2 separate regions of the Homo sapiens genome follow, and region 1 is linked to region 2. Evidence: chromatin loops called from intact Hi-C (ENCODE). Cell type or tissue: CD14-positive monocyte. All regions are shown on one strand. Links, peaks and the distances in the headings refer to the core of each region. The heading gives the core; the rest is flanking DNA.

What was found. A loop is a pair of places that touch in the nucleus more often than their neighbours do. Peaks named below come from ENCODE experiments on the same cell type or tissue, not always from the same donor. Only the 100,000 strongest peaks of a DNase experiment are listed, where the experiment ranks them.
Region 1: it touches region 2 in a loop (2.0-fold over the local background); 3 of 110 quality-filtered maps call a loop at or near these places.

What each region holds. Positions count from the first base shown.
Region 1 is chr9:89,516,417-89,527,859 of GRCh38, forward strand. LOC105376137 (a long non-coding RNA gene) reads left to right here and starts at 7,681. Exons shown (of 3, transcript XR_930102.3): 1 at 7,681-10,074; 2 at 10,476-10,608; 3 at 11,416-11,443. RefSeq lists enhancers at 6,385-6,464, 6,605-6,714. In CD14-positive monocyte, for the core only: no CTCF peak of the experiment used is centred there; DNase peaks (open chromatin) are centred at 6,135, 6,565 and 7,735; H3K4me3 peaks cover 1,650 bases; H3K27ac peaks cover 3,197 bases.
Region 2 is chr9:89,373,742-89,385,184 of GRCh38, forward strand. It overlaps SEMA4D (semaphorin 4D), which reads right to left. Exons shown (of 16, transcript NM_001371194.2): 14 at 7,433-7,605; 15 at 7,314-7,357; 16 at 3,494-5,888. The coding sequence ends at 4,963. Among named protein-coding and RNA genes, the nearest start is that of SECISBP2, 61 kb to the left of the region's middle. RefSeq lists a silencer at 1,655-1,714 and an enhancer at 2,185-2,294. In CD14-positive monocyte, for the core only: a CTCF peak has its summit at 5,966; a DNase peak (open chromatin) is centred at 5,980; H3K4me3 peaks cover 913 bases; H3K27ac peaks cover 3,586 bases.

The sequences.
Region 1 (11,443 bases), core at 3,625-8,624, 140 kb after region 2:
AGATGAAGACCACTCAGCTCTGGTTCTTCGTCTCCACCCTCATCCCAGCCCTCGGGCTGCTCTCGGCTTCTCTGGACCAAATGCCCTAAGAGGCTTTGACACTTTCAGGGATGAAAGAGTGGGATGAGGAGAGGAGAGAGAGACTGTGGTGGAGAAGGCGCCTTGAGAAGGGCCAGGGAGTAAGCCCAGAGCTGACTGCGGGGGTGGGCATGGGCCCTCACCTACAACTGTCTTCCCCACAGGAACCCCAAGCACTGGAAGAAAGAAAGCCCAGTCAGTGAGGCCAAGCCTTGGTTAAGGAATCGTGCCCCTGGGGGTCCACTAGGATGCATGCTTGTTATCTGGGACATATTTTCCTTTTATTTTTTAAAATTTTTAATTTGATTTTTTTAAAAAAAGTTTTAATTTAACTTATTTCTTTCCGATTTTTATTTTAGGTTCAGGGGGCACATGCGTGAGTTTGCGATATGGGTGAATTACATGTCATGAGGGTTTGGTGTATAGATTATTTTGCCACCCAGGTAATAAGCATAGTATAGGATAGGTAGTTTTTCAGCCCTCAACCTCCTTCCACCCTCCACCCTCAAATAGGTCCCAGTGTCTATTGTTCCCTTCTTTGTGTCCATGTGTACTCAACGTTTATCTTCCATTTATTTATTTATTTATTTATTTATTTATTTATTTAGACAGGGTCTGGCTCTGTTGCCCAGGCTGAAATGCAGTGGCACAATCTCGACTCACTGTAACCTCCACCTCCCAGGTTCGAGCCATCCTCCCACTGCAGCTTCCCAAGTTACTAGAACTACAGGAACAGGCCATCCAGCCTGGTTAATTTTCATAATTTTTGTAGAGATAGCATTTTTCCATGTTGCCCAGGCTGGTCTTGAACTTCTGAGCTCAAGCCATCTGCCCACCTTGGCCTATGGAAATGCTGGTATTACAGGTGTGAGCTGATGCACCTGCCCCTGCTTATAAGTGAGAACAAGTGGTATTTGATTTTCTCTTCTTGTGTTAATTCACTTAGGATGATGGCCTCCAGTTCTATCCATGTTGCTGCAAAAGCCATGATCTCGTTGTTGTTGTTTTTTTTTAATAGCTGTGTAGCATTATGTGTATGTGCCACATTTGCTTTATCCAGTCCACCACTGATGAGTATCTGGGTCGATTCCATGTCTTTGTTATTGTGAAGAGTGCTGCAGTGAACATACAGGTGCATGTGTCTTCATGGCAGAATCATTTATGGTTCTTTGGGTAACGGAATTGCCGGGTCAAATGATACTTCTATTGTAGGTTCTTTGAGAATGCACCAGACTGCTTTCCACAGTGGCCAAACTAATCTACATTCCTAACAGCAGTGTGTAAGCCTTTCCTTTTCTCCACAACCTCACCAGTATCTGTTATTTTCTGACTTTTTAATAATAACCATTGTGACTGGTGTGAGATGGTATCTCATTGTGGTTTTTGATATGCATTTTCTTAATGATTAGTGATATTGAGCATCTTTTCATACGCTTATGGGCCACATATGTGTCTTTAAGCCTTTTTTAGCCAGGCTTTTTTTTTTTTTTTTTTTTTTTTAACAAACAAAACATGTGCGTCCCAACATCTAAAACAAGCAAAGTAGATCATCTCCATGAACAGAAGGTTGGGGGCCTGGAGGCTGTCTCTTTGTCCTGGGCAGGAACAGCAGCCTACACACCTTGCAGGGCTGCTGTCTGTGGCCCCAGTGCCCTTGACACCCCAGAGGGGCTGCAGATGCATCACTATGATAACGGACTGTGTTCAAGGTGCTGAAGGCTCACTGATGTCCATCAAGGGCCTTTAGCCTCCATGCCTGTGGTCGGGTGCCTGGGAAGGAAATGTGAAGAGGGGCAGGGAGGGTAGGGGAGGTCAGAGACTGCCTCCATGCCATCCGGGTAAGGGCGCAACACACAGCACAGGCTTGGAGGAAGGAGAGATGGCTGTATCTTGGATCCTCTGCCTCCTGGGATACCAGCCCTCGGGATAGTATCTTTTTGCCCTTGACAGCAGAAAATGCTACCTGTTCCTGACAAGCACGTAGTTGATCTTTGCATATCTGCTGCTAGACCTTTGGAAAATGAGTGTGAATCTCAGCTTGAGGAGACTTCAAGAAAGCCTGGTGACCCCTGCCAGGAGGGTGACAGGTGAGGCCCTAGCACATCTGTCCTTAGTGCGAGGCACAGCCACTCTCCCACCCCTGATTGTCTGTACATGAGGGTGGGCCTGGAGCTGGGAGATGGTACAGCCCAGCACCTGAGTGAGACCTTTCACAGAGAGATCACTTCCTTTTTGTGCTTTGTTGAGTCTTGGCAAATCTTAACCCGATTCCTTTCTGGGGAGGGGGAAGGAAGGGGTCTCCAGATTGTCAGATGCACAGAAATAACTGAAAGCCCTTGGTGTTAAATGCAGCCTTGAGTCTGGTTTTGGAAAGAATTGGCCTTCTTGGAAACTGTAGCCTCAGGGATGCAGAGAAACTAGGCCAGAACAGGAACTTGGGCAGGGAGTGAGTTTTGTTCCCTTCACCAGATCTGGGAGGGCTCAACTGTGTGTCTGCAACAGGTCAAGAAGCAAACTCTAGAAGGCCCTGCCCTCCTGGACTAAAATCTTCACTTCTCACGAGCTGATGGTTCAGTCCTCATGCAGCCGGGGCATGTCCCAGGAAAGCCCCCAGGGTGGCATGAGAAGCAAAAGGAGGTTTTCAGACTGCTTTAACCAAGAGTACCAACCAACAAAGAGTACAACCAAATGGTGCCTGTGACTTCAAAGGCCAGGTCATCAAAGGCTGACAGCTCCCTCCTGCGGGGCTTGCTGAAGCCCTCATTCTTGGAGATCTGAGCCACCAAATAAGAAGCCTGAGCCTCCTCAGCCCACCATGCCATGGGAAGCCCAGGCTGCAGCAAAAGGCTACATGGAGAGGATCCATTCAACAACCCCGGGCTACCAGCTGGCAGCCAGCATCAGTGTCCATCCAGGTGGGTGAGTCACCGGATGGCTGGCCCAGTCAAGCCTTCTGATGACTCCAGCCCCACTGATATCTGACTATCACCACATGAAACACCCTATACAGCAACTCACACAGCTTAGTCCTCCTCACATTCCTGACCCTACAATTGTGAAATGTCATATGATACAATGGTGTTGTCTTAAGCTACTAGCTTGGGGTGATTTGCAGTGCATGCATAAGGCTGTGCCCATGCTCAGAGGTGTGCGCAGGCTCAGGAAAGACCTAAGAAGGCCCAGAGCTGTCACCTCTGGCTGACCTTGAGGCCCTGTGCCAGCAGGAAGTGAAGGCCAAAGCAGAGTTGGCAATTAACTGGCTGACTGAATGTTGAAGGCATGCCAGACACACATACACAGAGCCCTGTTGCAAAGATCAGGGGACATACTGGCTTCAGGCTGCATTAGTCAGGATTTTCCAGAGAAATAGAACCAATAGGATAGATAGATAGATAGATAGATAGATAGATAGATAGATAGATAGATAGATAGATATATGATGGATTGTTTCACCCAATTATGGAAGCTAAAAAGTTCCATGATCTACTTGTCTGCAAGCTGGAGAGCCAGCCAGTGGTGTAATTCCACAGCATCATTCAGTCCAAATCCAGAGGCCTGAGAACCCAGGGAGCCAGTGCTGTCAGTCCCACTCCAATTCCATAGCTCCAAAAACTGGGAGTGCTGATGTTCGCAGGCAGGAAGAAATAGATGTCTCAGCTCATGCAGAGGGAGCAAATTTACCCTTCCTCGCTTTTTTGTTCTATCTGGACAAAAATCACCGTCAGTGGATTAGATGGTGCCCACACACATTGATGAAGGCTTGTCTTAGTCTGTTTTGTGTTGCTATACAACAGAATACCTGCAATTGAGTAATTAATAAAGAACAGACATTTACTTTCTACCGTTCTGGAGACTGGGAGGTTCAGGATCAAGGGGCCCACCTCTGGTGAGGGTTTTCCTGCTGTGTCATCCCGTGCCAGAGCACAGAATGGCAAGAGCAGGCAAGAGAGAGAATCCTTTTGTCAGGACCCCACTCCTATGATAACCAAATTAATCCATCCATGAGAACAGAGCCCTCATGGCCTAATCACCCTGTAAAAATCCCACCTGTCAACACTGGGGTGCACTGGGGCTTAAATGTCTAACATATGCTTTTTGGGGGGACACATTTAAACCACCGCAAGGTTGAACTTCTTTACTCAGTCTACTGATTCAAATGCGAATTTCTCCTGGAAACGTTCTCATAGACACACCCAGAAATAAGGTTTTACCAGCTTTTTGGGCATCCCTTAGCCTGGTCAAGTTGTTACTGAAAATTAACCATCATACAGGCATTTAAGGAAATCTCTGTCCAATTGCTAGCTGACTACTGTGCTAACTGAGGAGAAACTTCAGTGGCCACACATGACAAAGAGTGCAGGCTTCACACAACTAACTCAGAAAGGTCTCTGAACAAATAACAACAACAACAACAACAAACCCTGGGTAGTGGGGAGAATCTGATTTCCAAAGTTGTCACGTTTCATTATTTAAAATGCCAGTTTTCAGCAAAAAGTTAAGAAATATGCAAAGAGGCTGGGCGCGGTGGCTCACGCCTGTAATCTCAGCACTTTGGGAGGCTGAGGCAGGCAGATCATGAGGTCAGGAGATCGAGACCATCCTGGCTAACACGGTGAAACCCCGTCTCTACTAAAAATACAAAAAATTAGCCAGGCATGGTGGCAGGCACCTGTAGTCCCAGCTACTAGGGAGGCTGAGGCAGGAGAATGGCGTGAACCTGGGAGGTAGAGCTTGCAGTCAGCTGAGATCAGGCCACTACACTCCAGCCTGGGTGACAGGGCGAGACTCCGTCTCAAAAAAAAAAAAATATGCAAAGAAACAAGAAAGGATGACTGTTGTCAGATGCAGGGGAAAAAGCAGACAGTAGAAACTGTTCCTGGGGAAGCCCAGGTATTGGCCAAACTTACTAGACAAAGATTTTAGGTCAGCTATTTAAAATATGTTTACTGTAATCCCAGCACTTTGGGAGGCTGAGTCAGGAGGATTGCTTGAGCCTGGGAGTTCAAGAGACCCCATCTCTACAAAATACTTAAAAATGAGCCAGGCATGGTGTGTGGCGGTAGTCCCAGCTACTCAGGAGGCTGAGGCAGGCCCTGAATTTTGTGATTGCTTGCACCCAAGACTTTGAGGCTGCAGTGAGCTATGATTGCACCACAGCACTCTAGCCTGGGTGACAGAGCAAGACCCTATCTCAAAAAACAAACAAAAAAAACCCAAAAAACTATATATATATATATATATATATATGTTTAAAGAACCAAAGCAAAGTATAAAATACTGTTTCACTGAATGGAGGATATCAATGAAGAAATAGAAATTATAAAAAAGAAAATTATAGGCTGGGTGCGATGGCTCACGCCTGTAATCGCAGCACTTTGGGAGACCGAGGCAGGTGGATCACCTGAGGTCAGGAACTCGAGGCCAGCCTGACCAACCTGGTGAAATCCCATCTCTACTGAAATACAAAATTAGCTGGGTGTGGTGGTGCATGCCTGTAATCCCAGCTACTCGGGAGGCTGGTGCAGGAGAATCACTTGAACCTGGGAGGCAGAGGTTGCGGTGAGCTGTAATCATGCTGTTGCACTCCAGCCTCGGTGACAGAGCAAGACTCCATCTCAAAAAAAAAAAAAAAAAAACTTATAGAAATTCTGGATGTGTTGCTGAGGTGTCCAATATTTTGGCTGAAAGATGTTCCATGATTCTAACTACTGGAGATAAAAGGAACAACGATCTGGAAAATAACATTTTCAAGTAAAAAGTGGCTGAGACTGAGCCCAAAGTGATGCCTCAGTCTGCAGGGGGTGTGGCCCACGGGAGACAGGCGGGTGTTTCTCACCCTGGCCTGCCTCCTGCTCAGACTGAATTCAGTGTCTTATGCATGGCAGGCACTCAGTAGTCTTTGTTGAGTCGTAGGGTTGAAGGGGTCAGAGAGAGAGGAGGGGAGTGGCAGGAATCATGGAGACGTTTACAGGGTGGGAGCAGAAAAGAGTGTTTTAGACTTGGTGACTTCTCCGGTGACCTCAGTGCTGTTTCGTGGCAGTGCTTTTCAGGTGCAGGAAGTGGTTTGCCTTTGCCCCAGCTTAGGCACTTCCTCTTTGTAGAAGAGTCAGAGGCCTGCAAGAACTACTCATCCTGCACCAGGAGTAAAACCCTATGGCTTGGAAACAAAGTCTGCAGGCTTCGAGCCAGTTAACGGAGCAGCTTCAGAGGGGTAGACGTGTGTCCCATTCATGTCCAGTGTGTGGAGCACACTGATGTGTGCAGGCCCTTCCCAGGGGCTCAGCGTTTAGCAGGGCATGGACACAAATACCTCACCACAGGGCCATCTGAGAAGTGCTGTGAAACACAAGTGCAGGCCAGCAAGCTTTCACAGGATGGTCACGCAAGGAAAGGAAGAAAGTCTGCAGCCTATGGATGATGTGCAATTCTCCCCAATGTCAAAAGAAATCCAAGACCTGTGAAACTCGTAGACTCAGTGAGGAAAATTTTTGACCACCTGCAGTGACTGGAACTACTTCCCTGAACTGCTGGAGCTCTTAGCGTAGCTAGTCAATCACTCAGGCCCTGGCTGGCTCACTCCTTGTCCTGCTGCTGGCCTTGGGTCCATCCACCTGATCATCCTCACTCTAGCATGATAGCAGGTGAGGACATGGAGGTGGTCAGTGACTCAGCAGGATTCTGTTGAGTAGCTCCTGGGTAGATATTCATCAGATCATTTTTCTTTGTTATTAGATTTCAAAAAAATATATAATAAGAGATGGGGATGCCAATGGAATAATGGGATAAGGGGTTGGAATGTTGGGGTACAATTAGCTTTACTGGTCATTTATTCATGCTCTTTCTTTGTCTAATTCCAGAGATAATTGTGACTTGACTTTATTTAGAATTCCAAACACAGACCTTGCCTGAAATAGGAAGCCAGTCTAACATCTGGAATCCCCTGATTATACTCATGGAAGACACTGTCCTTTTCCTATTTAATGGAATTTCCTCATTTCCTTTCCTGCCAAAAGAATCCAATTTTGCATTAAAGTTGCAGGCAAAGAGCCCTTGATCTCAGAGAAACTAGGCGTCCTGCAGTCCCTTTGGTTTAAGCTATTTAGCTGTAGCAACCCCCTTCCCTTTGCTACCGATTGTTATGGGGTGGCACAGAACCCTATTCTGCACGTGGAGAGGTAAACAGAAGTCAGCTGAAGCCTCCAGGTCTTTTTCCCTATGGCTTCCTTCTGGTTTGGGATGCTCACGTGATGCCTGGAGCTCTCATAGCTATTTTGTAACCAGGAGGTAAGCAGTGTATGGCCCTAAAGCTCTTGTGCTGAGAGTGAAAACTGAAGGGCAGGCCATGCCTGGCTTGGAGGACATCATTGAGCAATGGCGCCAGCTCTGACTTTCCATGTCCAGGCCACTTCTGTGGCATCCGTAAGTGTCACAATTATTGAAGCCCCTCTGAGATGGGCGTTCTCATATTTGTTGCCAAAATCACTTTTATGGAAATATTTTTACAAAAATCAGCCTAAGTGATACTTTACACAGACATATTTATTCCTTTTCAACCAACCTAAGCCCATGTTTTCATTCCTTTCACTGATGATCTCATCTGTCAGCAGAGACAGGAAGGACAGCTGGAGGGTGTCACCTCCACATAGGTCCCAGACAGACAGATAGGAGGAGGTTGAAAGCGGCCCATTGGGCTCTGTGGGTTGCAGAGGGAGGTGTGCTAGAAGGAAGGATTTGGGGAAGCAGCTTATTCTGCCCTTTCCTTCTGGGCTGCATCCTGGGCTGAGGGTCTTCCCGTGTCAGCCAAGAGCAAAGGGTAGGGAGGCTTTTGGACAGTCAACATCTTGGGTCTCAGAAAGATACCTCCTCTCTGGGGACCCCCACTACTCCTCAGGCTCGCTGGGAGGGTGGGCAGCGTGGTGCTTCTAAAACATGTTTGCAAATTCTTTAATAGTCCTCTGGCCAAGAAGTGCAGCCTGTGTTCCTGTCCTTGAACCCAGATGGACCTTTGTGTGAGTTCTGAGGCTCAGATAAAAGAGGCCACACTTCTGTGTCCAATGCCCTTGGAACACTTGCTCTGGGAGCCTCCATATAAAAAGTCAGAATTCAGAGGACTCCAAGTGGAGAAACCACATGGAAAGACCAGAGAGAAAGAGACAGACAGACAGACAGAGGAGAGAGAGACAGACAGACCCAGAGAGAGAGAGACAGAGAGAGGGAGAAGAGAGAGACAGAGAGGAGGAGAGAGAAGAGAGACAGGGAAACAGAGATACACACAGAGAGAAAGGAGAGACAGAGTTGGAGAGAGAGAAGAGAGAGGGGAGAGAGAGAGAAACAGAGATAGAGACACAGAGAAAGGAAAGAGTGAGAGTAAGAGACAGAGAGATACAGAGTGAGGCAGAAAGAGACAGAAAGAGATAGAAAAAGAGAAAGACAGAGACAGACACACACAAAGAGAAAAGAGAGACACACAGAGGGAGAGAGATGTAGGAGAGAGGGAGAGAGATATAGGAGAGAGAGAGTGGGAGCTGGCTCAGCTGTCCTGTCCCCACCGCCTGGGGCTGGACCTGTGAGTGAAGAGGTCACTGAGATGGCCCTGCCCGGCCTCAGTCTCGGCTGCAGCCCCCTGAGAGAAAGCCTGGATGAGCTCCGCCTGGTCTGATGGAGACTCTGGCAGGGTCAGATTCATTCTGGGAATGGAAGAGCTCAGGCTGATTGGGTTGCTGATGTCTCCATGGTTACCTGGAGTCACTAGAGAAAGACAGCCTCATTTGAGTGGGATTCAGGGTCTGACCATCCAACTCTGACTGCATGTGTGACATGCGCTGCTGCTGTGTGTTTGGCTTTTCCACTCGTGTCCCCAAAATCTCCACTCCAGCTACTGAAGTTTTAAGATATTGAAGACTCAAGCAATCCCCTTAACATCAGCAAAAGGCTGGGATGCATCCAGGAAGCTAGGCTGTCTTTTTGCCTTGGGGGGAAAACGCCGGAGCCTCCTAAAATTCAGTGCCTTCCCTCTGAGCCCGGGTTTCGCTGCTGTAGGGAGACTGACAAGAAGGCTAAGGACAGATGGAAGGAGAAAGCCATGAGAGACACCGGAAAGTGGAGAAGATAGGGGATGCAGGTGTGAAGACTGGAGGAGGAGCGCTGCTGGAGGCGCAAACTGTCGCTTGTGTTTTTGAAAAATGACTCTCTTCAGAAGGCCTGCTCTGAACACGCCTTCCACAGCACAGGGTGGTGGACAAACAGGCGCCTTCCCATTTGTCCAGGTGGAGAGGTGACTTCAAAGCTTAGGTGTGAACGTCCCTGTGGAAAGTGGGGCCATTAAGCCCCAGACAGTGTGAGTGTGACTGGTGACTTGAGTTCACAGCGGTTTGGGTTCCTGTGGCCATTTCCTTTAATGACACATTTGCCTTATGAATTGTTATCTGTAATTTCTGAGGAGACAAAGACAAAAGCGGAAGTAGTTGGTTCCAAAGATTTAACCATTTCTTCCATTTCTCAGTGTTCATGACTTCACGAATCATGAGGAAGAGGAGAGGACATGGAAGAGATGGCAAGACAGCAGGTCCTCCGGCTGTGCAGTGGGGAGGGCAAAGCGGGGCGCACGGCGAAGAGGACCAGCCAGGCCCGGAGCCCCAGGCAGCGCCTCACCCAGCTGGGGTAGGAAGCACAAGGGCAGGAGCAGAGAGCCTGCTTCCAATGCTGCTGGTTTGCCCTGAGTTTCAAAGTCCACGACCCAGGACTGGCTGACTTCGTGGGAGGATTTAACCAAGAAGAAAAACTGGAATTTTGAGATTCCAAAGCCTTCCACGAAACTCCTTGAATATATTTGTATGGATGTGCTACTCAAAGTTTATATGATTTTTGACCCAATAATTTCATTTTCCTATACCCAGATGATTCCCCCAGAGAGAGCATAAGAGGAAAACAAATCAGAAGGTCCAGTGGAGAGCTTCTACCCTCATTACCAGCTCCAGGGACGGGGATCTGCACCTGGTGAGAGTGAGGGGCAAAGGCATCAACTCTTAATTTTCCAACTTTGAGGAAATCATTCACCAGTCCGTCACAGCCCCCACTTTTATTTTCCAACTTCTCACCCTGTTTTCAAGGGCTCCTGAGTGAAACCATTTAGGCCCTTTCCCTCCTCTTTGCTCTCTCTCTGAGGCAGCCTGAGTGGTTCCTTCTCCCAGAGGGGCCCTGGGTCTTTCCAGGCATCTGTCGGGGCCCAGTCACTCTCCTCCAACTGGAATGTTCTGCTCAGCATTTTTTTCTGGTTAAAACTCAACCTATCGCCATGATATTCCTTTTGGGGGACAATTTGGCAATAGGTGTGTCACAATTTTACAGGTGCAGTCCCATTAGCTGAGAACATTTATGAGTCATTTCTATATTTACAGGAGTGCAAGATCCACGAATGTGCCTGCATGCTGTATACAATGGTAGAAAATAAAGAAGGCCATCTGCATGTCCCAAGTTAAATACAGCATGGCCCAGCCACACTGGGATACATGTAGCTTTAAAGAGAAGTAGGTAAGTATGCCCAGATATGGGAAGATGCCTAAATTAGTAATCAAAGGCTAACAATATAACTGTAAGCTAAGCAACTTGAAACAACCAGCATTTATTGTCTCACGGTTTCTGTGGGTCAGGAGTCCAGGTACAGCTTAGCTGGTCCTCCACAACCAAGGTGTGGGCTGGGGCTGCAGTCACATTTGAGGCTCGAATGAGGAAGGACCTGCTTCCTCACTCACATAGTTGTCAGCAACATTCAGTTCCTTGTGTGCTGTGGGACTGAGGGCCTTATTTCCTGCTGGCTGTTGGCCAGAGGCTGCCCTCAACTCTTTGTCACAGGGGCCCTCTTTATGTGGCCACTTGCTTCCTCCAAGCTAGCTAGGGAGTGTGTCTCCTAACAAGACTGATGTGATCATCTTATGGAGCATAATCATGTACATCCCATCATCTTTGTCACTTTCTATGGGTTAGAAGCAAGTCTGTGTTCCAGGGGAAGATATTATGCAACGGAGTGCATATTAGGAGGCAGGGATCATGGGGGAGGTGACCATCTTAAAGGCTATCCATAATATATCCAGAATATATTTTTAATTAATAAAAGGCAAATGAATCAGAACATAGAAGGGATGGGTAGCTAACTACAAAAGATTCTACAGCATTGACTTATTGCTGGGAGTGGCTCCCAGCCAGGACCCCATTCCTCAGCACCCATGGACTGTGATCTAGGGAGGACCAAGTGTCTGGTTCTCACCAATGGAACATGAGTGGATGGGGTGAGTGTCACTTCTGGTCCAGAGGATTAAGAAGTGGATGTGACTCCCACAGTCTCTTTTGCCATCTGCCCATTGAATTG
Region 2 (11,443 bases), core at 3,917-8,916:
CAGAAGCGGTAGGCCTGTGCCTTGAGTGCACTGTATTGCAATCTCCAGGCTCTGGGCCTCACCTGGAATGGCTCATTCCTGGCCCACAAGGCAGAAAATGGCACTCACTCTCCTCAGGAAAGTCTCTGGGACTTGCAAGTCACACTGTGGCCTCTGTCGCAGGAAGCATCTACAGACCCCAACAGAACCCTGGAGCCTACTCGGGAAATTCACAGCCACAGCCCCTCTGAGTTCACGGCATGCCCATGATGCCCTGGCCTCGGCCCACCCTTGAAAAGGCTGAAGCCACTCTCTCCTAAGCTGGTGCTCCCTGGGGAGGTCTCACAGCCTTCGCAGGCTGTGGCCTCAGTGGAACAAGTGAACGAGAATGTCCCAGATGGGGCCAAATGCCTCTGGAGAGAAAGTAAAGACCACGTGAAAAGGGGGTGGCGGAGGGCTGGGGGCCTCAGTTCTCAATCTGTTCAGTCCATCCTGAGCACTGGCAAAGGACTGCCCTCCTCCCTCAGCTCCCCTACCCTCTACACACTACTCCTGGCCACACTGCTGCAAGCCCACAGCTACATTCCCCATATCCATCTGTGACCGCCAGCTTTCTGTTAGGTCTGGCCATGGGAGTCATTGACAGGAGACAGGAAGTTGGAAGGAAGAAACATTTTTGTGGCTTCAAGTAGGACCTCCAGCAGTGAAGGCAGTGTGGCGGGCAGGGAGAGGCTGCAGATCACACGGCCACAGCCTCGGTGGCACAGCAAGTGAGACTGAGTGTTTGACACTTCACTCTTCCTGCCCATGGCTGATAATGGAAACCTCACCTTCCCACTGTTCCCAGCCCTTCTATCACCTTTGTAACCAATTCCCTGTGTTAAATGCCCTGTGGTTGAAATATCTGGGGTGGTTTCTGTTGCTGTAACAGTGATGTCCCTTCTCCCTGGGCACCCATCTTTCATTCCCTGCTGACCCCAGGGGCTTGTGTGTATGCCTGCCTAGCTACAGGGGGTACACCTGGAGCCTCACATTTAAAAATGTAACAGCAGCCGGGCATGGTGGCTCATGCCTGTAATCCCAGCACTTTGGGAGGCCAAGGCAGGTGGATCCCCTGAGGTCAGTAGTTTGAGACCAGCCTGGCCAAGATGGCGAAACCCTGTCTCTACTAAAAATACAAAAATTAGCTGGGCATGGTGAGGTGTGCCTGTAATCCCAGCTACTAGGGGGGCTGATGCAGGAGGATCGCTTGATCCTGGGAGGCGAAGCTTGCAGTGAGCCAAGATCGTGCCACTGCACTCCAGCCTGGGCAACAGAGCAAGACTCTGCCTCAAAAATAAATAAATAAATAACCAACCAACATTGCCTGACCATACAGCCTGCCTGCATCTGCCCGCAAAGGAGCCCTGGGTCCACGGCCAGTTCATAGAGACCCGCCCGCTTCCCAGCCTCCCCACCGAGGAGGAGCTTCCTGAGTCTGCCTGAAGGACCCCAGTGCTGCGACAGGACACAGTCTCCATGGAGACATGAAGTCCTCTGGGATGCCTGCACCAAGGCAAACTAGCTGGCCGAGGAGCACCATTCAGCTGTGAGAGCGGCCACAGGGGGCTCAGCACAGCCTTGGTCCGTAGCACCCAGTGGAGGGCAGGAACCACACAAGCCAGCCTAGCAAAGCTCCGTCTCCACAGTGCTCCATGCTCACCGGCAGCTTCTCCTGTCCAGTGCTGGCTGCCAAGGGACATTCTGGCCTCAGCAGACATGGGCCACCTGGGGCTCTCAGAGCTTGTTTAACAGGAGAGGGCAGCACCTTAAAACTCTCAGGAGCTACTGACAGTGTGTTTAACATGTTTAAAAAGAGAGCAATTGGGTTTGCTTTTCCTCTTCATTAACTTCATCCCTCCCCCGGGGCAGGCTCTAACAGGCCACTTCCTTTCTTTCTGTATCTACTGATCAGTCAGATGACAACACAGGGGCCACCAGGGCTACCACGCACTGCCTGAAGCACAGGATACATCTTTGAAGTGTGGTTCTGGACATCTACTATCTTTCAAGAGCAGATATCCCATCCGAGTATTTTCCAATCCAGGGCAAATGCCTCCAGGTCCCAGAGGAGTACACTAGACTCTCAATCTTTTCTGTTTTTATAATGATGATGATTTTTGAGACAGGGTCTTGTTCTGTGATCTAGGCTGGAGTGCAGTGGCACCATCATACCTTACTGTAACCTCAAACTCCTGGGCTCAAACAATCCTCAAGGCACGTGCCACCAAGCCTGGTTAGTTTTTTTCACATTTTTGGGTAGAGATCAGGTCTCGCTATGTTGCTCAAGCTGCTGTGAAACTCCTGGCTTCAAGCAATCCTCCTGCCTTGGCCTCCCAAAGCAGGGGGATTATGCCCGCCAATCTTTTCCGCTTTTAAATACCACGAAGCAAGTCATTAAAACAACTCCCATTCTGGAAGCTCTTAATTTTTTAAAATTTCCAAATACCACGTATATCAACCTCCAAATTGTTAGCAGAAATAGAAGCACTCTGGCTCTGGAGGCTGAGGCAGGAGGATGGCTTAAGCCCAGGAGGCAGGGGCTGCAGTGAGCTATGATTGTGTCACTGCACTCCAGCCTTGGTGACAGAGGGAGACCCTGTCTCTTGAAATTTTTTTTTTTTTTAAGGGAGAAGCAATCCTATATACCACAGGTTGGGAAACTGGGGCCTTTGGGGCAAATCTGGCCCACCGTGCATTTTTATAAATAAAGTTTTACTGGCACACAGCCCTGACCACTCGTTGTGTATTGACTATGGCTGGTTTTACAATACAACAGCAGAGCTTAGTGGCTGTGACACAGCCTGCAGCCCACAAGGCCTAAATATCTAGCCCTTTACAGAAAACACTGGTTGACCCCTGTACACTAGAAGTGGCTTCACACTGTCTACAGTTTCCCTCGGGATGGACCCACAATGAAAGCGTGAAACGGCTCAACCCGAGGGACGCAGCCAGGACAGATAAGGAAGGTAAAGGAACATGTGGAGGGATGTGGAGGATGCCCCCGCCCGCCCCCCACCTGTGGGAGGAGACAGATGGACAGGGCACAGGGGACAGAGAGGGCCCAACTCACCTGTGGCCTGGCAGAAGAGGTAGAAGTTCCCCAGGGCGTGCACGTGCTGTGCCTGGTCACTCAGGAAGGGCGGCAGCAAGGAGACCCTCGAGCTGCTGTCGGGCCCCGCACCCGAGGCTGGCCAGGGGGTCCAGGGAGAGGAAAGCCTCCTGTCCCCCACATGGCCCAGACAGGACAGGGAAGAGGAGCCAGGAGGAGGGAGGGGCTTAGGAGACGAGGCTGTGAGACAGAGAGGACAGAAAAGAGAGGGCACTGAGGAAGAAGTCGCCAGGAGCACGTCACAGGCCAGAGAGGGCAAAACACAGCAGGAAACGGACAGAAAAGAGCGAGCCCAGCTGTCCCGCCTGGGCCATGCAGGGGCGGGAGGCTGCACAGCCTCCGCTAAGGAATGTCTTCCCCAAATCAAGGATAGAAGCTTCTCATTTATTTGGGTACTTTCCAAATGTATACAATTCAAAGTAGAAAAATAAAAACAAGGTAAATCTTATAAAACACAAATGTTTACACCAAAATGGTCAAATCCTATCATGCTGGAAGATAAGACTGTCCACACACGCGCACAAACATCCAGAGTTTATTGCTCTTCACCATGGAAAAAAAGTCTCTTCCCGATGGGTATTTACAAAGCGGGGAGATGGAGTGTGAAATTAACCAGTGTTGAAATCGTACCACCCATTCACATCTTCAGGACAGTGGCAGGAACAGCGCCGTATGCTTGAGGGTGCTGTGGTCACAGCTCGCGGCCCCGGCCACCGAGGCCCAGTTCCCTTCCAGTAGTGGGCAGCTCAGTGAGGCTGGATAGAAAGTCTGGGCAGGCAGTGGGTAAGCAATTGAAGCAAGAAGAGAAAGGAGATGTTCAGAGAACCAAAGGCGCCCTTGTGAAGGTTCCATCTGTCTCACAGGAGGTTCTGACCGACAGCTGTGGGCTCCAGATTGTACCGCACTCCCATCTCAGCTCTGGGCCAGCCTGGCTCCACTCAGCTCATCCAGGCTACCTTCCCTTGCTCAAAACCCACCTCGTGGATGTGGGAAGGTCCTCTTCTTCGAGAGAGTAAAAGTTAAAAAAAAAGAAAAGTAAAACGAAGTACAGAAAGAAAATCTCTCCAAAAACAATGCTTCCCTCAAGGAATAAAGTTAAAAAAAAAAAAAGAAAAAGAAAAAAGGTGAGTGGGCTCCGGGGAGTGTTTATGTCTACATTTCTAAAAGCAGAAAGAATGCATTTAGCAAAAGGAAGTTTATCCCTGAGAATCTTAAGCAACGTAAGCCGTATTTTATGCCAAATATATAACAAAATCTGGAAGATATACATCTTCTTCTAAATATTAACACAACTGCTTCTGTAACTAAAAAAAAATGACCCATGACATAAACACAATCAAAGCAAAATCCTAAAAAAATAATTAAGTGGAAGAAAAGGTTCGTGCCAATCTGGACAACAGGCGATAAGTTACCAATCTGATAAACTAAAATGTCATTTCCAATCTGGAATTAAATAATCTTTTAGTGGCTGCTACGGGGAGGGGAAGCTGAAGGGATGCTCTTCTCAGCCAACAGAGGTCCAGCCACCTTTCCCCCACTACAGAAAGGGCTCAGGAACTCCGTGCCGCCCGTGGGCCTTCTTCAAGTACTCCGACTGACTTCGGAACACAAGACTGGGATGCAATGCTTGTCATTTTTCCAAAAGGACAAAGAGAAACCAAGTCACAGGCTCAACCCAAGAGAAAATAGACAAGAGGACTGAGGTTGTCTGCACGATGCGGGCTAACCTACGCAGCACTGCACGAGACTCGGATACTGAACAGGAGAAACACAAAACTCTCCACGCCTGGACACGTCGCAGCCGAGGCACCAGCGGGGATGCACAGCCGGCCTCAGTCTCCATCTGCGTCTGAGTCAGCGAACTTCAGCTCACACTTGACGTCAAAGGGCTTGTCCCTGGCAGAAAGGTCGTCGATCCTCTGTGAGTCCTCCCTATCCGTGGGGACTTTGCTGGTGATGGTGTCTTGCTCGGTCTCATAGCCGGTGTCCAGGGCTGGCTTGGGGTGCTCCCCATTCTGCTGGGAGAAGCTCCCTGGCTCTACTAACGTCTCCTTCAGGCTCTGCTCACGGTCACAGAAATCTGACTTGGGCTTCTTCTTCCCAATTAGTAGGGCCGAGCGGAATTTCAAGCACTGTCTGGGCAGGTATCCCTTATAGCAGTTGTAGAAAAAGAGGCAGAGGAAGAGAACAAAGAAGAAGAGGAAGAGGGACATGAGGAGGCGGTTGTCGCTGGACTTAAGATACATGGTTTTCTCCGAGTGGAGCTGGGGGACCGTGTTGATGACGATCTTTGGTTCGCAGGATGTGCCGGTGGGCGCAGGCTTGGGAGGAAGGGTGATGGCCCCGGAGGAGGTGGCCTGCACGGCTGGGGTTGGGGGAGAAGACCCTTGGGTGGATGCCACCAACACTTTGGTGGCAATCCTACTACCTTCTGTCTGAACAACTGACAAGGTGGGGGCCACTACGGGCTTTGGAACCACCTTCACTTCCAGGACGTGCTTGGCGACCACTTGGAAGACCGTTTTGTTCTTAACCCTCTCCTCTGACAGGCACTGGTACACCCCACTGTCTCCTTCTGACAAGTTGAAGATGAGCAAGTTTTTTCTGCCCATAAGACCGTACTTGGGGCTCTCGGCCTTCAACACGCCATTCTGGAACTTCCAAAAGACCCGGGCCAGGTTGGATTTTTGGGAGCATTTCAGTTCCGCTGTGCCACCGTGCTTGAAAAAATGCTGCCGGTAACTTCCTTTACTTTTATCTGGAACATCAAAATAAACGTGCACAGCGTCAACAATCCCCATTTGCTATTTAACAACTTCTTTAAAATACCCACAAGATGACGCAAGAGTTTCACCCACTGTAGCAACATGGAATCTTCCAGAACAACTAAGGAGATAAAGACATGCGTGACCAAAAAGCAAAGATGAGCCCTGGATGACAGCCCATGGGGACAAAGAAATTGGAGGCAGCTCTGAGCAGCAGAAATCCCATTTCTCACCCGTGTCCCAGAAGAAAACGCGTCAGGCTGGGGAAGCTGAGCAGAGGCCAGTTCTGTGCCTAGTGTCAGCTCTTTGAATCAGACACGAGACGCTTCTGCTAATGGCTGCAAGGAAGACTGGCCTTTCAGTGCATCTCAGCACTCTCCTCCTGCCTAAACTTTTCTTTTTTTTCTTTTTTTTGAAACAGGGTCTGGCTCTGTTGCCCAGGCTGGAGTGCAGTGGTGCAATCACAGCTCACTGCAGCTTCAACCCCCCCAGCTCAAGGGATCTTCCCACCTCAGTCTCCAGAGTAGCTGGGACTACAGGTGACCACCTCCAGGCCTGGCTAATTTTTGTATTTTTTGTAGAGACAGGGTCTCACCACGTTGCCCAGGGTAGTCTCGAACTCCTGAGCTCAAGTGATCCTCTTGCCTCAGACTCCCAAAATGCTGGGATTACAGGCATGAGCCACTGTGCCCGGCCAGCTTTTGTTTTCTTTTTAGAGTCTGGGTCTCACTTTGTCACCCCAGGCTGGAGTGCAGTGGCATGATAAGCTCACTGAGCCTTGAACCCCTGGGCACAAGCAATCCTCCTGCCTCAGCCTCCCTAGTAGCTGGGACTACAGGCGTGTACCACCATGCCCAGCTGCCTAAACCTTTCTTAGTCTGATGACAGCTGTCTTGTCAGGGTCAGGAAGACACAGAACTGAGGGTCAAGTCTGCCTTTAGCACCCTGGAAGGTGGCTGCTGGGGAAGGGGCATCTGGCCTGATGCCACCCCTCCCTCTGGGTGTGGTGCTATTTCAGACATCCACAGGCGGGTGAATCCCAGGTGGGAGCCCCAGGGGAAACACCACCCCAGCCCTTACACTGCCTGAGGATTAATCACTCATGGGCTCCTTTCTCCCCATTTATAACAGGCTTAGGTTTTGCTTAATGAGCCCCAAGCTAAGCAGAAAGAAAACAGGATGGTTTTGGAAGGAGACTGCTTCCCAGTAAGCAGATACACTCTAAGTGGCTTCAAGTACTCTTTCGGCAAGAAAAAAAGACAGAGAAGACCACGAGTCTGCTACAGAACACTTGACCTCTGTTCCGAGTGGAGAAAGAAAAACAAAACACACACAAATGCCACAGAACTGAAGCACCGTGAAATGGCTACAAGACCTCGCCACTCCCAAAGGAAATGGGACGTCGAGGAGTCACTCACCCGGGCACACAGAAGCATCGCCGCTCATCTCCTGAATCAAACCCCTGCAAAACAACCGGCACGTGTTATTCACCCACACACATGGGGGACATCCCCAGGCAGCGCATCCCGCCCCATACCTGCTGGGGCTCTCGGTCTGGTGCAGAGCCACGCAGGTCGCTGTGGGCGGGCTCCAGGCGCAGTAGGGGTCCCGCGCCAGCACACAGTCCTCGCAGGTGCCGTGCTTCCCACAGAAGGCCAGCGGGGCCTGGACCACGCCCGAGTTAGAGCCAGCATAGACAAACCTGTTGCCCTGCGTGTATGAGACAGAGAAGAACTAGCATCAGGCAAGCAGGCATCCAGGAGCATGGCCTCTGCTTCTGCACCAGTGTGTGGGAAGCAGCCAGAGTGTACCTTCAGGGGACATTGCAGTAAGGAGGAGAGGTACTCAGAACCAGAGGCAAACAAGGCAGGTCTGTGACCTTCCTGCAGAATCCACGTGCTATGTCAGGGCTCACTGGGCCTTAGGTCCAAATCCCTCTCTCCCCTGTCTGGGCACCCACAGGTGCCTGCCCTCCAGCAAAGCGCTTCTCTGCACGTGTTTCTCTTAGCCAGTGGGGAGGCTGTTCAGTCCCCACCTCCAGATCTCCTCCCTGCAGCAGAGGATGCATGAGCCTGGCACTCCCGGTCATCTTCCCGGCCTCACTATAGGTGAGAAGGGGCTGCAGCCAGAGGCTGAAGCACACCACCTCGAAGCCCAACCTCGTCCCCCGAGCCAGAATGTGAGCACCTGTGGGCGGGGAGCCTCTCGTGAGGGTCTGGATCCAGCAGAGGCCTAACATAACAGGGATGCCAAACGGACGACATGCAAAGGATGAGGAGATCGTGATACAAAACATAAAAAAGGAACAATGCCTTTTGCTTTTCACTTATCTATATGTAAAAGGGAAGAGCTCACAGACGGGAAGTCAACCTCCGAGCTCCAGAGCAGCCACACCCACAGCAGAGGGCAGGTGAGACTCTCCCACCTTCTGGGACACTTGGTTCCCAGTGACACCAGCTTCAGGTCCATCCCATCAGCCCACCTGGCACCAGCAGTGCCCAGCACACAGGCATCCAGGGCTGCTGACTGCTTTTGAACGGAACTCAGCTGGAAGGAGGGTGCCCCACATGCAGTGCACCCACCTGAAGCTCGGGGGCGTGCAACAGACCTGGAGGTGGCCCGTGGAGCGCGCTCTCTAGCCTCTGCCCAGGGCATCTGCCTCAACAGCCTGGGGACACCTTTTGGTTAACAATACAAGATTCCCAAATTTACACATGACTTAGTGGTTTACAGTCAGATGAAACACGACCTTCATCCTCAGAGGATACGCTCGGAGTCAACTTCAGAGTGTGGTTGGAAGATCACAGGCCCTGATGCCAATACAGGAAGCCCCAGGCCACACATCCAGCTGTGCGGACACAGACCCACGAGAGAAAGGGAAAGCCCCCAAGGATGGAAACTGTGATAATACACAGCAGAGGGAACCTGGCCCGCCGCTGGCCTCACAGCAGCAGCAGCAGCAGAGACCTGGGCAGATGAGGCCATGTGTGAGCCACGTTTGTGGGAAGGATTGAGGATGACATCCCAGATCACAGTTCGGGCATCGCGCGGCTTGTGGAGGTGGCGGAAACATTCTCTGGCAGCAAAGCCAAGCTGGGTAACTTCCAAGGGACAGCTGGTCCTGTTGGGTCCCGCGGGGGGCACCTGCGAGGTGGCGTGAACACCATGCAGTGCAGAGCAGGGTGCCCTGGGTGGCCAAGTGGGGCCCGCCTGACTCCTCACCCCAAAGAGAGGCTTGAGGGTAGCTGTGGAGGGTGGGGTGGGCTCTGGGGGGCAAGGCCTGTCCCAAGGGGATCCAGACCACCTCCTGCACCCTGCGGGAGACTCAGCCCCAGCTTCCGCTTCTCCCGGATGGGGCTGGGCTGCAGCCCAAATGAAACTAAGCTGTAAAAACTAAACGACGCCACACAGAGACCAAGGGATGACTGTGGAAGGGAAGAGGGGACAGGGAAGGAGGAACTGGTCGTCAGGACAGCCAGCTGTAACTGCTGCAGGCAGGACCCACTGGTCGATGTGGATGTCAGTGGGTGGGAGAACAGGGCATTTCTGTAGCCTCCAAGTCTGTCCCTGCAAATAAGCATGAATGACTGTGGGGGTTTCCCACATGACTCCCCTGGGAGGTGGGGCTCACTCTCCCCCACCCCCAGTGTGGACTACATGCCCCGACACACTCGACATGGAAAAAGACGGTGGTGACTTGGACAGAATGACCAAGGTCATCACGCTGGTGCGAGTCATACAGATGCCCCATCCCCAGAAAGCGCCCTCTTTGGTGCTCCCCCTAAAACCACGACCCCAAGATAATCACAAGAATACACCAGACACACCACAAAACACCAGACTACTCCTCTCCAGGAGTGCTGAGGTCAGGGAGGCAGGAACAGAGCAGAAGCCGAGGAGATGCAGTGTCCAGTGCAACCTGAGGTGCTGAGCCAGGAATGTGGTGGGCGGGAGGTAGGAGGGTCCAGGGTCTGGGGTTCAGGTAACGCACTGCACCATGACAGCACCTTGGCTCAGATAAATGCACACTGGCTATGTGAGACATCGGACATGTGGAGCTAGGTGGGGGCGCTCAAGATCCTTCTGTGCAATCATCAAAACTCTTCTGTAAATTTAAAATTATTTCAAGACAAAATTTTTAAAGGCAAAGAAAAAAAGCCTGACCAGGCACCTGGCAGCATGAGTGAGGCCCGCTGAGAGCAAGCCTGTCCTGTGCACTCCTGCCCCTCGACGCCCCCTGTCTCCGCCTTCCCTGGGCCTGAGGATTGTCCCCTTGCAGGCAGCTCTCATGCTCCCATCTCTGTCTCTGCTGCTGTGTGTGCGCGTCAGACCCCGAGGGCAGGTTGGAGTGACGGTGGACGTGATCAGAGGCAACTGAGCTGTCTAAGTGCCTTCCTTGCCCTCTGCCACGCTAGCTGTAGCTCAGCATCCCAAGGAGTCCTGGTGAAAATACAGACACAGCCTACTCGGTGGGCTCAGAGAGGGCCGAGCAAACCGCATCTGCTGTGTGCGCCCAAGGAATGGAAAGCAAGGACTTGAGGTATCTGCACACCCACGTTCACAGCAGCACTGTTCACAGAAGCCAGAAGGTGGGAGCAACCGTGTCCATCAAGGGATGAACGCACACACAAAATGCGGGACTCACAAAATGCGGTATTCACATACGACAGAGGAGTATGTAGCCTTGGAAAACCCTGACCCCTGCTACAGCAGGGAGGAACCTTGAGGACTTTATGTTAAGTGAAATAAGCCAGTTACAAATGGATAAATACTGTGTGATTCCACTCATATGAGGTACCCAGACAGAAACAGAAAGCAGAATGGCGGCTGCCCAGGGCTGGAGGAGGGGAAAATGAAGAGTTTGTATTTCACAGGTAAAAAGCTTCTGTTTGGGAAGATGAAAAGCACCCTGCAGACAGACAGTGGTAATGGCTGCAAAACAACGTGAATGTTCTTAATGCCACTGACGTGCACAATGAAAAATGGTTAAGACGGCAAATTTCATCTGATGTGTATTTACCAAAATAAAAAGCAAAACCCCATGCTTGTCATCAGGGGAGAGGAGGTGAGGGTGGAGGCACAGCGCACCTCCCCAGCTGTAGGACAGGGGGAGGGCGTGGTACTGGCCGTTTCTCCATTTGCTGATCACCGTGAGAGAGCCTGATGGGGTCAGGCGGCACAGTCTTTTTACCACTGAACAGCCACTTCCTGCTGCCATGGCCATGGAGCTGGGCCTTCCACCCCCACCTGGAGCCTACTGAGGCCCAAGGAGAAGGCACAGGACCCCACGGCAGGCAGGATGTATTTCCGCTTGTCCAGGCAACTAAGCCACGTCCCCACGAATGGAGGCTCCTACAGAGACAGGCGGGTCGGGTGGTCCAGTAGGACCAGCAAGCGCTTCCCCAAACCCACTGGCTCCTCCTCCTGGGCGCGAGGCTCCCTGTGTGGCCAGCTGCCCTGGTGTGGCCATGTGACCGAGTTCTGGGAGATGGCGGGTGGGCACTGACCCGTAACCCCCTCTGTGCGGCCCTCCTCTTCCTACCCCCTT